Regions from separate parts of the Homo sapiens genome. Here region 2 is linked to region 1. A link is a contact called in ENCODE Hi-C data. All regions are on one chromosome and are shown on one strand. The core of a region is the stretch at or near the end of the contact, and the rest is flanking DNA. Distances in the headings are between cores, read along the strand shown.

Evidence for each region. A loop is a pair of places that touch in the nucleus more often than their neighbours do. Pooled maps may share reads with other maps.
Region 2: a loop to region 1 is called in a pooled map, with 7 times the contacts of the local background. The contact joins the promoter of THOC7 here to the promoter of PRICKLE2 in region 1. A Hi-C loop is called at or near these places in 2 of 37 single-sample maps with no recorded cell type and 2 of 50 pooled maps.

Annotation. Positions count from the first base shown.
Region 1 is chr3:64,221,609-64,228,580 of GRCh38, forward strand. PRICKLE2 (prickle planar cell polarity protein 2) reads right to left here and starts at 3,858. Exons shown (of 8, transcript NM_198859.4): 1 at 3,302-3,858. RefSeq lists a silencer at 3,745-4,039.
Region 2 is chr3:63,861,322-63,868,293 of GRCh38, forward strand. It overlaps THOC7 (THO complex subunit 7), which reads right to left and starts at 2,484. Exons shown (of 8, transcript NM_025075.4): 1 at 2,451-2,484. The coding sequence starts at 2,469. It overlaps ATXN7 (ataxin 7), which reads left to right and starts at 2,546. Exons shown (of 13, transcript NM_001377405.1): 1 at 2,546-2,837. THOC7-AS1 (THOC7 antisense RNA 1) reads left to right here. Exons shown (of 2, transcript NR_104326.1): 2 at 178-498. RefSeq lists silencers at 2,203-2,422, 2,753-2,992, 3,003-3,222.

The DNA of each region.
Region 1 (6,972 bases), core at 2,608-5,107:
CATGGTCACCAGCAGTTCCCTGTTTATAAGCACCACAGTCATGGAGGGAATGAACAGAGAAAGGTTTCAGTGGATCTTTAAGCACAAAAGAAAGTCTTTATCCAATTGCCACCCAGAATTCCTATCTGAGGGACAGAGCCTTTTGACTCTTGTGTGCTTACAGACAGCACAGAAGAAATGACCACAGCCTGGGGGCTACTAAATAAAGAGGTTTCTGCTAATTCGAGGCAGGCAGTGCAGTTGGGTCATTGAGCCCTTCTCAAATTCAGAGTGTTTGGAACTGATGTTTATTAAAAGAAGCACTAGACGGGTACCACGGTTTGTCATCTGCTATGTCATTTTACTTGGATTTCCCAAATACCTTGTTGTTATTGATTTCTAATTTAATTCTATTGGCCTTCAGTTTCTCCGTTAAATAAATATTAAAATTACTGCCCCCTGTTGTTCACAGATCGGGATTAACTGGGAAATATGCTCAACATCCAGTCAGTACCAGGAATTGGGCAAGGGCATTATAGCCGCTATCTTCACAGCAATCCCATGCATTCAGGGGACTTTATTTCCAATATTCATATGAGGAAGCCAAAGTTCAGAGAGGTCAGGCAACTCTCCTGAGATCATACCTCCCATCAGGAAGTAAGGGAGGTGGGCTGTGGTTAAGGTATAAATATTATTCTCCGTGCAAAACACAACTCTACTAAAGATCAGTAGCAACCAGGAACGACCAACTCCCAGTTCCGAGTTTCTTGGGAAAGAATTTTATGGCAGACTCCTCTCACTCTTGTAATTCACTTTTGTCTTTCAGATCCCTGTGTCAGAGTTCTAATTCCCCAAAATTAAAAAGAAAGATCTTGGGAGGAAAGGGAGAAACAGCAGTCCACTTGTGTGACAGAAGTAGGCCCACCGGCATGAAGGAGGCAGACCACGAGCCTGGCAAAATTGTGCCATAGCAGTGACACAAAACAAAAGCAGACAGACTGGGCCATGGTAGGCAGGCAGGCAGGGGAGGGCTATTCCTTTCCCTTAGCAGCCAACCCATAAGCTGAAGGCACCCAGATGGTGGCAAAAATTCAGCCTTGGAACTTCTGAGGAGCCAACCAGCAGGTTAAGCACATATTCAATGGCCTCCCTGGATAGAGAAGAAAATGCTCAATATCTGCACTGAAAAGAATTAAGAAAGAAAAGGACTGTCTCTCACATGCATAGGTGAAGCAGAAGAGAAATCTAGAAATGCATTGATTCCAACTGGGACCCCGCAGCTTTCTACATGTGACTTGTCAGCTGCCAAAACAGGATGCCTTCTTTAAGGCTGCCTAAGCCCCAGTTAGTTCTAAATGATTTTCATTATACCAGCTGGTCACTTTCAGTTCTGTGAAATACAGTAGTTCTGGATAATATACTTTATTCTGTCAACTCAATCAATAGGGTGGAAAGTTTCTTTGAGTGGGAATCATTTGGATATAACAGTACCAGAGATGGCATCTTTTCTGCTAGCAAAACCTTTCTGCAGGCAAATGGATGTGAACATGTTGCCTTTTCAATACTGTTTTTTAGCAACAACACTTATAATGATAATGACAAAATGGTAACAATGACAACAACAACAACAACAATAGCAGCTAATATTTACTGAATATTTACTATGTGGCTGCCACTGTGCTCTGCATAGGTCATCTCATTAAATCCTTACACCTATCACCCTAACTATAGATTCCATTGCTCTCTCCACTTTACTGGCAGGAATGGGTAGCTTTAAGTATCTTCAGCTCTTTCCAGCTCCAGAGTCTGAGCCCTGGATAAATATCATCTCATACTATCTAACCTCTAAGTTCCCTTCTCATTCTTTAAGCTTCCATAAATGCATCTTTCTTCCTCTATTTCTATTTTATTCCCTCACATTTCATGGGTAAATCTTTATAAACACACCATTTCAAACAATGCTATTTTACTCTTTCTGGCTGCCCCGTGAATCTTTATAGACTGAGATGCCCGATGGAGCCAGTATGTTTTAATTTTCACATGAAAAACAGAATTCCCAAGGGGAAGGAGCATTTGATGGAAAGGCAAAACCTTTATAAGCACTCAAGGCATTAAAATCCAAATTTCCAAAATATGGTAATTATGTCAAAGTTGTGACTTACTCTGGAGCCCTTGGGGACCCTCATCCTGACCCATCTGTGAAAGCCATCAGCAGGCAGTAAGCCTTCTGAGGAGCAGGATTACAGCAGCCAATTTGGCCTCTAGCAAAGAGGCAAGGCTGCTTCATTTAGTTTAAGTCTCACTGAGATGGTTTAAAACACTCTTTGGGAAGAGATGTGCAGGCAAAGCAAATCACAGCCTTACCAGCTGCAGATTCAGTACACGGCAGTCTATGTCTACATATTCATGGCACACTGGAGCCCTCCCCTGACTGTGCTCATACATGCATTGATATGGGAAGCAGAACTCTCTCACTGGGGAAATAATCTATGTGCCTAAGTTAGACAAGAGCCACATTTGGACCAGCGGATGGCATCACATCTGGTATGGATCGCTAACCTCAGTGTGATTTGGCCCAGCCTGGATTATTTATGATTCATAAAAGTCCCACTGGACCCCAGCATAGTCCAAGACCACATAACAAAAAACCATGGGATTAAAAATCTGTATTTCATTGCAAGACCCCCATGGCAAATTAGTAATGCTATGATTGGTTTTCGAGAAGCCAAGAGTGAGGAGAACTAACTATGATCACTCCCTCAAGAAACCCAGCATAGAGGGCAAACCGAATCATGTGTTCAGCCAGGCTATGCAGTCATATTCTGAAGCTCTGTCACCATTTCTAATCTGAAAGCAGTGTCTAAAATTAAACCTAAATAATTTGAAAGCCATTTCTTTACCTGGAAGTCTCAGCTGAGTCCTTGTTCCTCAGATCCCCTAATGGTTTCTGACATCATGTGTTGAAATGACTACTGTACATGAACGCTATCAGGTATTTGGTCTGTTAGCCCCTTTCCCCATATTATTATGGTTTTTTAAAGAAAGCTACACTTTTAGAGAAACGCTGCTTCTTCTTAAGCATCAAGATTTAAGCGTTTCTTCAGGACTCCCTAGAGCTGTGACATAACACTTTGTAATCGAGCTTTCTAATCAGCATAGAAAAGGCAAAAGGGGTCGCAGGGCCACCAAAAATGCTACCTGGCCAAGAAAACGAAGACCCAATATCCTCCCCCAGTGCAAAGGCCCTAGATCTGGCTTTCTCATCCTCCTTAGAAAATATACTGCTGTTTAATTTGTGAATTAGAGCAAATTTCTTACCCACCTCCAGGGAGGATGAAATGCCCAGTCTCGGAGGAAGCTTCTGCCAGACCCTTGGAGCTTGTCAATTGTCCCAGTTCACTTTCTCCCTGGATCTGACTTCTAAGAACGCAAGCAGGACCTCAGGCAGCCAAAGCATCTTCTCCTCAAACCCCCTTTTCAGTCTGAACCCTTCCTGAAGCTGGCAACAGACTCAAGCCGAGCTGCTCCACATTCCCTCAGGGAAAACAGCACTGCTGGATCCAGACTCTGCTGGGGAATTCACCAAGCAAGAGAAAAAAAGTATGACTTCTACTCTTCCTCTAGATCAGCCTGAGTGCTCAGATCGCCTTCCGGAGGACCCCCAGTTTCCTCTTAACTCCCCTTCTTCATGACAATCTGAAGGAAGAAGTCATAGACTCCAGCCCAGCGTCACCAGCTGATCCTGAGCCAGACCCGGGGTGACTAGTCAGCTGCTCACAGAGCTCAAGCCACTGAACCAGGAAATGTGCTGCTTGGTCAAAAAATAATAATAACTCTCGGTGGCGCTGCTGGTGGTGCCTGAGAAGTCGCTGTTGCAGTGCTTGCATCCTCCGCATGCTAATGAAGCTGTGATGTCAGCAAGTCAGTCACGGCATCTGGACGTCCCATCCTGCTGCCCAGTGCTGAGATTTATTTACATGTAAATTAGCCTTGCCTTCCAAATCAATAATCCCCAAGCCAGGGAGAGGGGAAGGAAGCCTTTGCTGGATGCAAAGGCCCAGCTACGTAACCTCCAAATGAGCATGAAAAAAATCACATATAAGAAGAGAGGCTTTAAAGACACATGCCTATTTTTTTTCTTCTTAAAAGCTGTGCTCTTAGGTGCCAAGGTTCAGATCTGGGCACAATTATCAACCTGAGCGCCTGTTTCAGATTATATGCTGCACCAACCTAGGAGTGGAATCAGAGCACTCTTTTTTTAATTAAATGCTGTGTCAAGCCTTCAAAAATGCCTCTCCTTTTTTTTTTTCTTTCTCTTCTCTCTTCAACTTTCATTTTCGGGTGTTGCTTGTTTTTTGGCCTGAGACTATGTCACCTTTGAGTTTTTGTGCACCTCGAAATAAAGCACAAGTGACTCCTTTCCTCACGTGCTTGGGTGGTGAGTCAGTCAGCTGCCCTTTAACCCCTTACCCCAATTCCAACTGCATGCAGAAGAAGACAAAGCATAAACCTTCCCAGGGCATCTGAAGACCCTGAGACCCTCAGAGAGCATTGCTTCCATCTCCTCATTTTACAGATTAGAAAATGGAGACAACTGGAGAAAGGACTTTTCTAAAGTCACACCAGGATTTCAGCAAGGATGGGTCAGAATCCACATTTCCTAGACCTCAGATAGAGCTTTTGTTGAATACCTTTGGGGTCTCCGAGCTCCATTTTTATACACCACTAGGCGGCCTAACCAAGCAATCTGGAAGAAAGGAATCTATACATTTGGAGAGCCCTGTGTTCAAATCCTGCCTTTCCTTCCTGCTAGCAGTGTGATCTTAGGCAAGTAACTTAACTTGTGGGATCTTCAATAACCTCATCTGTACCATTCACTCATTCAATAAATATTTACTAAGCACGTACTCTATGCCATGCACAGCTCTAAAGGCTAGGTATAAACACAGTCTCTGCTTTCAAGGGCCTTATGGGCTACTGCAATTAAAGAAAGTAAAATATTGAATAGAACTATGGTGAAGATTAACACAATATCACATACTCAATAGCTATTTCTGATATTTTGAATGAAGTTAGAAAAATTCACCGAGGCATACTATCTACTAGGCTGATCACTGTTCCTAGCATCTGAGTATTTCCATGGTCATCTTTAATTGTTTAAAATCATATATTCCTTCAATGCTGCCTGTGCAGTATCCCGGGCCAGGAGAGAGGCAAGAGCCAGGCAATATTCTGGACTCTGTGCCTGTGATAAGGAAGCACTGTGAGTGAAAGTAAAGGGTGAGGGAAAGGTTGGGGAGGCTGGGAGGGAGGAATATTCCATCATGCACAGAAGTGTCCCAAAGGACAAAGCAGCTAGCACGGCTCCTTGCCCACACTCCCCCGCCTGGGGAACCCACTCTGATGAGCTCTGCCCTTCCAGCTGCAGTTCCTGAAGCTTCAAATGAATTTCTTTGTTGGATGTGGGGAAGTTAAATTATGTCTTTTGTTGTATGTAATTGTATTAATAATGCTTAATAACTTCTTTCAGAATGCTTCTCTCTAGTTCCCAGAAGACCTTTCATGGTGAAAATCATGAGACCTGGAATAACTTCTCAGTAAGAGAAATAAAATACAAGCAAATGAATAACACTCAGCCTTCAGTTTCCATCACACAGAACTCAGAGCGTGTAGGGAGGCAGATGGTCTCCCCAGACCTCAATATCCTTCAAAAAGTCAATTAGCAAGTCTAACAGTTTGGGGCCCCCAGTAGCCAAGTGGAAGCAGTGACATTCTAACCCAGTGTGGCCACGAACAAGTCACTTCAACTTTCCATGCCTCAGTTTCTTAAAAATGGGTACACTACTCTCTCATCTACTCATGATCAGCATGGTCATATAAGAGGCAATTCACAGGTGATCAACAATGAAATAAAGAAGACAGCTGAAACATAGCAAGAGATTACTCTTCACCTGGAACAGATGTGACACATCACTACCAACTTCATAAGAATTAACATCATAACATGGAGTCTAAAATGGATTGCCTGGGGTCAGACTCTGGCTGTGACACTTGCTAGGTCTATGACTTGAGGCCTGAGGTCCTTATATGTAACCTAGGGCATAATGATAGTGCCTACCTGCATGGGGCCATTGGGAGAATCCAATGAGCATTAATGTGAATCATTTAACACTGAGCCTGTTACATAGCAAACACTCAATAAGTGTTAGCTATTGGTAATATTAATAGAAACAATCATGCTTCCACCATTAACTTCAGCGCAAATTAGTTAAGTAACCAGTTAAAATTCAAAAGGTGGGGAGAAAGCGGTAAAGGGAAGACTGCAAAATCATCTTTATTCCTAGAGCATATCTCAAAGTTCTATCTAATGTGGGTGAGCCACTGATATGCCATTTTCCATATGATACAATACAAATGCTTTGAACTGCTATGAATCTAGGAAATAAAGGAGTAAAAATGACCAAGAGGCGGGCTCCCTCTTCTGAAACTATACACCAGGACAAGACAACTATATTTTTGAGATGAATACATGCTTCACCCATTCATTCATATATCCATTCACTCATTAAATAAGCTCCTACTATTTGCCAGTCACTGTGCTAGGGTCTGGGGACAACATGGTGACCAAGATACACATGGATCCTGCCTTAAAAGAGCTTGGCAATCAGAGAGAAGACAATTAAGTAGGCAATTAGAGTAGAATGGGGTGTGTGTTATGGCAGGAGGCATGCAGAGTCCTCAAAGGCCTAATTGCATTCAAGAGAGGGATGGCACAAAAGCATGCTGCCCAAGTCCTTTTGCCAGCACACGCTCTGTGAGCTCAGCTTGGTGATGAGGAAGCTGGATATCTATGCATCACACTTACACAGAATATTAAAATTACAAAATCCACAGATTGTTAATTCCCTGTGGTCATTATTTTCATCCTGGAGACCATTCTAATGAGGTGTTTTTTTTTTTACAAATTATACTGGTAGGTATTAGAAAAAGTGA
Region 2 (6,972 bases), core at 1,234-3,733, 360 kb before region 1:
TCAATCTCAATAAATAGAAAAGTAGCACTAACAGGCACACAGTGAAGTCAAAAACCTGGGATCATCCTAAATCCCTTCTCCCACCATCCATTCAATACCTGAAGTCCTGACATTCTACCTCACAAATTTCCCTATTTCCCTCCCACCTGTCCTCTTTGCATTCCCTCTTGGTCACAGTCCTCATTGTCTCTCACCAGGGCCACTGCAGAAGTAGCAGACACAGGACGCATAATAGTGAAGAGCAGGAACTCGGCAGGTGGTCTCCCTGCCTTTGACCCTCTATAACTACTATCTGTGCGACCTTAGGCAAGCTAACCTGTGTCTGTTTCATCTGTAAAATGGGGATAACAATTAGAATAATACCTAACAGCACTACGTAAACGTTAGTAAGTGGCGAGGAAACTTAGCTCCTCATTTTCTCTTCCTCTAATCATTCTGCACATAACAGAGACAGTGTGTATGTGTGTGTGTGTTTTTTTTTTTTTTAATGAGACACGGTCTCACTCTGTCACCCAGACTGGAGTGCACTGGCGCGATCTTGGCTCACTGCAGCCTCAACCTCCCAGGCTCAAGTGATCCTTTCTCCTCAGACTCCCAAGTCCTGGGACTACAGGTGTGTGCCACTGTGCCAGACCAATTTTTTTGTATTTGTAGACATGGGGTCTCACTATGTTTTCCAGGCTGGTCTTGAACTTCTGAGCTCAAGAGGTCCGCCTGCCTTGGCCTCCCAAAGTGTTGGGATTACAGGCGTGAGCCACTGTGCCCGGCATGTGTGTGTGTTTTAATGCCAATCTGATTAACACCACACCAGTGTTAAAACTTTTAATGGATTCCTATTGCCCTTAGAGATCTCTGGCTCATAACTTTCTAAATTCTAGCAATACTTGTCAGCTTTGAGTTCTTCCAACATCTTGGGGTCTTTATACAAGTGGCTACCAACCCAGAACACCAGTCCAATATCTATTTATTCTTCAAAAATGGGATTAACTTCGAGGAGGCTTTCTCATTTCCATTGATTGGATAAATAATCTTTGTTACATGTTCCTACAGTTCCCAACCTTGTACTTCCTTGTGGTAATATTTGTCACTCTTAAAACTCATTAGTCAATGTTTCTTTCCCTTCAGACCAAAATTTTGGAGAGGGAAAAGTTCTTGCTTGTTAGTTCTGGGTTGTAATCCCAAAGCCTAGTCCAGGAAGGATAAATATCCACTAAATAAATGAAACTGGAATGAAGCAAAGCTGAAATTCCACATGAAGTTCCTGGGTCTTTAGTAGCCTCCCACCTCCACTACTCTTTATCAGTCTGGAAATTTGGGCCTATCACTGTTCTTCCCATGGCCAGGCCCTTTAATGTGGAGACCCTGGTGGTCTTCAACTCTTAAGAAGTGGCCTCTCCACAGGCATTTACAGTTACCGGTCACCATCTCCTGAAAAACACCCAAGAGCCCTAGATATCCCCTTCCCAGATATCAAAGGACCTCCTTCCTCCCTAACCAGATACCTTGTAGGTTCTCCCTCCAGTTGCCAATCATGCCCCTTCCCCCAAAGTGTCACCTTATTTCCGCTCTCAGTCCATAGACCATCTCCCTTAGACTGTCCACAAACCCAGCCTTTGCCCCTCTAAATTCATCCCAGCTGACAACCACCCTTCCTAACACACACACATACATCTTTTATCGTCCTGATCTACCCTAGACGGTCTCATCACTATACTGGCTCCTCCTTACCCCCGTAAATCTCCCAGGTACACTTCCTGATCACCCTCCGGATACCTCATCCCTATCTATTCCTTTTATAAATAATTCCCTGCTCCTCCTTCTCACCCACAATCCACTCGCAGTTCAAGGCCTCATTGCCATCGACTCCACTGTCTGTGAGTGCTTCCCAATATGCCCCAGGACCCCTCCTGGTGTCACGCTCTGTATCCTGACACCCCTTGTAGACGAGTCCCGAAATTCCCGCCCCGTCCCTGGAGCTCCCACTCCCTCCCAGACCTCCACAAACCTTCCAGGCCCCCAGCCCTAAGCCCGGCACCACTGTCCACCCTTCGCGGCTCCTGGGTCCTCACCGCGCCCCTAGACAAACCCGGACTCCCTCTGGTCCCACCCGCCCTTGCACCGCTTCTAGCCGTCTCGGCCACCCACGTGTGTTCCCAGCCCACCGACCACGCTCCCGGCACACCCTATAGCCCCGCGCTGCCTCCGGGAGAGCGGACGGGGAAAGCCGAGGGTCTCCGAGGGGCGCTCGGGCTCTGGCGAGAGGAGGAAGGACTCAGGGAAGCAGCCGGGGAGGCCCGGGGCTCCGGGGAGAGGTCGGGAAGGCCGAAGCGCTCTGGCGAAGAGGCCGGGGAGGCCGAGGGGTTCCCGGAAGCGGGCCGGGAGGCCAGGGGTCTCAGGGGAGGCCCAGCGGGCCGTGCAGCGGGCGCGTGTGGCGGCGAGCGGGGCCTCACCGTCAGTCACGGCTCCCATGGCGTGCGCGGCGGCGGCGGCGGCGGCGGCGGCGCAAGCTGAGGCGGCGGTTGGCGGCGGCGGAGGTCAAACTCCCACAATGCAGCCGGGTAAACAGCCATGGAGGAGGAGGCGGCGGCGCCCGCGGCCGCCTGCTCCGACGCCTGAGCCGCGCCGCGCCGCGCCGCCGCCGCCGCCGCCGCCGCCGCGGGACCCGCGCTCCCCGCGCTCCCGGTACTCCCCGGGGGCGGCCGCGGCCGGCGCGAGTTGGGGCGAGGCTTGGCGGCCGGCGGCGGCCCCGGCTGCAGCCCGGGCTCCCGCCGCCCCCCTTGCAGCCCCCGCCCGGCCCACGCCCAGAGGCCGCCCCGGAGGCCGCAGCCAGCCGCCAGGTGAGCTCGCCCGGACGCCGCCAGGGCTGCGGGGGTGCGGCGGGAGCTGCGGGCCGCCCGCAGTCGGGGTCCCGGCTTCTTCCCCGGGAAGGTGACTGCGGCCCCGCCGCCCCATCCAGGGTGACGCTGCTAGGGGTGGGCTCGTTTCCCTGGGGGGTGGGGAGGGTGACGGGGACGCCCGGATCCGGCTGAGCCCAGGAGAGGCGGGACTAGGGGTACCGAGGGGGGCGCGTCGCTGGGGGTCCCCGCGAAGTTGGCGCCCACGCGCGCTGGGGCGGGTCTCGAACGCCGGCACTTGCGCGGGGCGCGGCCGGCAATCAAAAAAGGCCCCGGGTTCCAGGTCGCGCGGTTCCGGCCCCTGCGGCCGCCCCCTTCCTTCCTGGGCTCGGCGGGTGCGGGAAAAAGGGTGAAAGAGAAACTTGGCGACCTCCCGGAGGAGTTCGCGAAGCGACCAGGAGCGTGTTGCCATCGTCCTCACCCGGCACCCAATTCCACCACAGAGTCGGGATTTCGTCGGTGATCGTGATGGGGTGCTTTTATTTTTCTCTTTGATTTTCAAAAAATGTCTATGTGACTGTCCCTATCTTAAGGGGAAGTTGAAAGTGGGGGCGGGGGTGCTCAATGAGAAACGTTGCCTTGTGTGTAGTTGTTTGGAGCACACTGCAAATTATATTGGCATCTCTTTCCAAAAGTCACTTTGATTCAACTTCGATAGCTTTCTCGTAAATGGCACGTTTAGGTGGTGAGAGGTGGATGAGGAAACAGGCACCAGTGCAGCTGATTTGACCTCCAGTGGGATAGATACGATTAGCACCAGGATCGTGTCTCATTTTGAACCCAGGTTTGTTATTTTATTCAGCCATACCGTTGTTTTCCAATTTTCCTGTCCCCCAAGTAGATCTTGCATCTTCATATCCGGGATGAAGAAGTTGTGTAGGATAAACTTGGTTGTTTCACTTTCCTTACTAAATTTAGGTACATTCTCCCTGTTTTCCCCCAGTTCTTTCAAAGAGGAGAAGTTGCAGATGCAAATGTATTAAAGTGAAGTGTGTTTAACCTCTAGCAAGAAATATGTACAATTTTAGTCATATTATGTGAGACCAGTGACTTCAATAATACCATTACAGTGCTCTCAAGAATTAGTGCTCAAGAACTTGACTTTTGTCACAAAGACAAAAATTACTTTACATGAAGATTCTGAGATGTGACTTGCTCTCCCCTAAGGTATGAAGTTTCCGACTTTGAAAAAATACTGACCTAAACGCTGGCTGTAGGTGGGCATCATCAGACCCTGTTCATTTCCTTGGTTTTAGGAGACAGGGCACTCTAAGAGAAGAATTGTTTTAAATCTTAAGTACTACAGATTGTAAACTGAAATTGTCAATTGATTGGGGTTCACAATACCAAGTTGCATTTTGGTGGGGATAGTTATTGTTTAGAAAGTAATTGTCGGCCGGGCGCGGTGGCTCACGCCTGTAATCCCAGCACTTTGGGAGGCCGAGGCGGGAGGATCACGAGGTCAAGAGATCGAGACCATCCCGGCTAAAACGGTGAAACCCCGTCTCTACTAAAAAAAAATACAAAAAATTAGCCGGGCGTAGTGGCGGGCGCCTGTAGTCCCAGCTACTTGGGAGGCTGAGGCAGGAGAATGGCGTGAACCCGGGAGGCGGAGCTTGCAGTGAGCCCAGATCCCGCCACTGCACTCCAGCCTGGGCGACAGAGCGAGACTCCATCTCAAAAAAAAAAAAAAAAAAAAAAAAAAAAAAAGAAAGTAATTGTCATGTGGTGAAAAGTTTTTTTTAAGTGTTTCTTAATCTTATCATAATACTGATTTTGAAACAGTGTCAGTGATTTAAAATAATCTGTAATATTTTCATGGGAAAGTATCACTGCCCCCTGTAACTTAAATTTTCGTGAGATACTCTCTGAGTTATTCATAAATGGAGTGCTGTTCAAACATTTCTATAAGTTAATTTGATAACCTATAATTTTGTTGGATGATGCTAGAAATTTTCTGGAGTAATAAGACCAAGAGGAATTTGAAAGACTTTAAAGTTTGAGCTGTACCTGAAAATAAACATTCCTGAAAGTTATTTTATTTTTTTTTGAGACAGGACCTTCCTCTGTTGCCTAGGCTGGAGTGCAGTGGCACGATCATCAGGGCTCACTGCAGCCTGGAACTCCTGGGCTCAAGTGATCCTCCCATCTCAGCCTACCAACTAGTTGGGACTACCGGCATGTTCCATGATGCCTGGCTAAGTTTTTTATTTTTATTTTTGTAGAGACATGATCTCACTATGTTGCCCAGGCTGGTCTCAAACTGCTGGGCTCAAGCGATCCTCCCGCCTCAGCCTCCCAAAGTGCTGGGATTATGGGTTTGAGCCACTGTGTCCAGCCTGAAAGTTCTTGACTCAAGTGGTGGGAAACACATAATTTGAGCCTTTATGAACTCTAAAATCTATTTTGTCAGCTACATGATTTTACTTGCAATTGCATTGACACAGATCTATTCATTGAACATTTAAGAATTGTCTTTTCATCATATCGTATATCTCATATATATGAGAGAACATCTTTTAGTAAACTTTACAAGTGGTCTTCTTTTTACATATTAACATGTTGATGAATGTTAAAGTAGCAAAGACTCAAGCCCTTACCATACTAATGTTTCTTCTTTTCAAGACAGATCTTTATGGGCAGAAACACAGAAATGGAAGTAGCAGATTTTAAGAAAACTGATTCAGACTTTGAACTTGTATGACCTTATATTTATTGATTTATTTGAGTCATAAGATTTCTGGGTTTTTTTTTTTTTGAGAATATGAAAGACTAGTTAAGAAAATTTGTGTGTTTATTTGATATTTGCTTTCTGAAAATATAAAAAATTATGAGAGAGCTAGCTATATATGGTCTTTATTCTGGGTCTGTGAAATAATGTAAGGAATTTTGTACTATGCTTTTAGAGCAAGAGTTATCCTGGGGGTCTGTGACCCTCCAAGGGTTGGTTTCAAGGGATTCCTGAACTCCCTGTAGTTGTGACCAGAACTTTTTGTGTATGTGTATTTTTCTGGAAGAGGGTCTGTAGTTGTTTTAGAAAAGAGATCCAGGACTTAAAAAAATTAGAGACACATCTTTTTATTGAATAAAATGGAAGTTAGAATTCTTTTCTTTTCTTTCTTCTTTTTTCCTTTTTCTTTTGAAACAGGGTCTCACTTTGTTGCCCAGTCTGGAATGCAATTGCATGAAACTGGCTCACTGCATCCTTGACCTCCTGGGCTCAAGTGATCCTCCTGCCACAGCCTCCCAGAGTGCTGGGATTACAGTCATGAGCCATCACAGAATGACCATTCTAAAGAGAAAAAAACATTTTTGAAAAGTAGATCTGTGTGCTCGTTACTTGCCTTTTAAAGTTATCTTCAGGCTGGGCACAGTGGCTTATGCCTGTAATCCCAGCACTTTGAGAGGCCAAGGCGGGTGGATCATTTGAGGTAGGCCGAGGCGGGTGGATCATTTGAGGTCAGAAATTCAAGAGCAGCCTGGCCAACATGGTGAAACCCCATCTCTACCAAAAATACAAAAAAAATTATCTAGGCGTGGTGGTGTGGCCTGTAATCCCAGCTACTCAGGAGGCTGAGGCAGGAGAATCACTTGAACCCAGGAGGCTGAGGTTGCAGTGAGCCGAGATCACTACACTCTAGCCTGGGCAACAGAGTAAGACACTGAAATAAATAAATAAATAACAAACAAATAAATAAATAAAGTTGTCTTCAGACTTAGAGGTGTAAAAGCACTTCCATTTTATTCCCACAACAAAGCATTGCCTATCAGTTGATAAGCCAAGCTGGTCTGACGTGCTAGTCCTGCATGTACTGTGGCTGTGTTTTTAAAAAATTATATCTAAAAATTCAGACCAGATCGTTTGATGGTAGATAAGCAAAGATTTGATCTTGACACCAGCCGTTGGAGTAAATGGGTCTTTCAGCTCCACTCTCTTCTCTCCAGAAAATTTGAAATTTGACTCAAAGGGAATCATTGTAAGAAAATGTGTTTGTGCCTTGGCAGGACAGTAGAACATGATGGGAAAAACACAGTTTGAGTCAAAATAGACTTAAAATTCAAATTTGGTTTCCTTTAT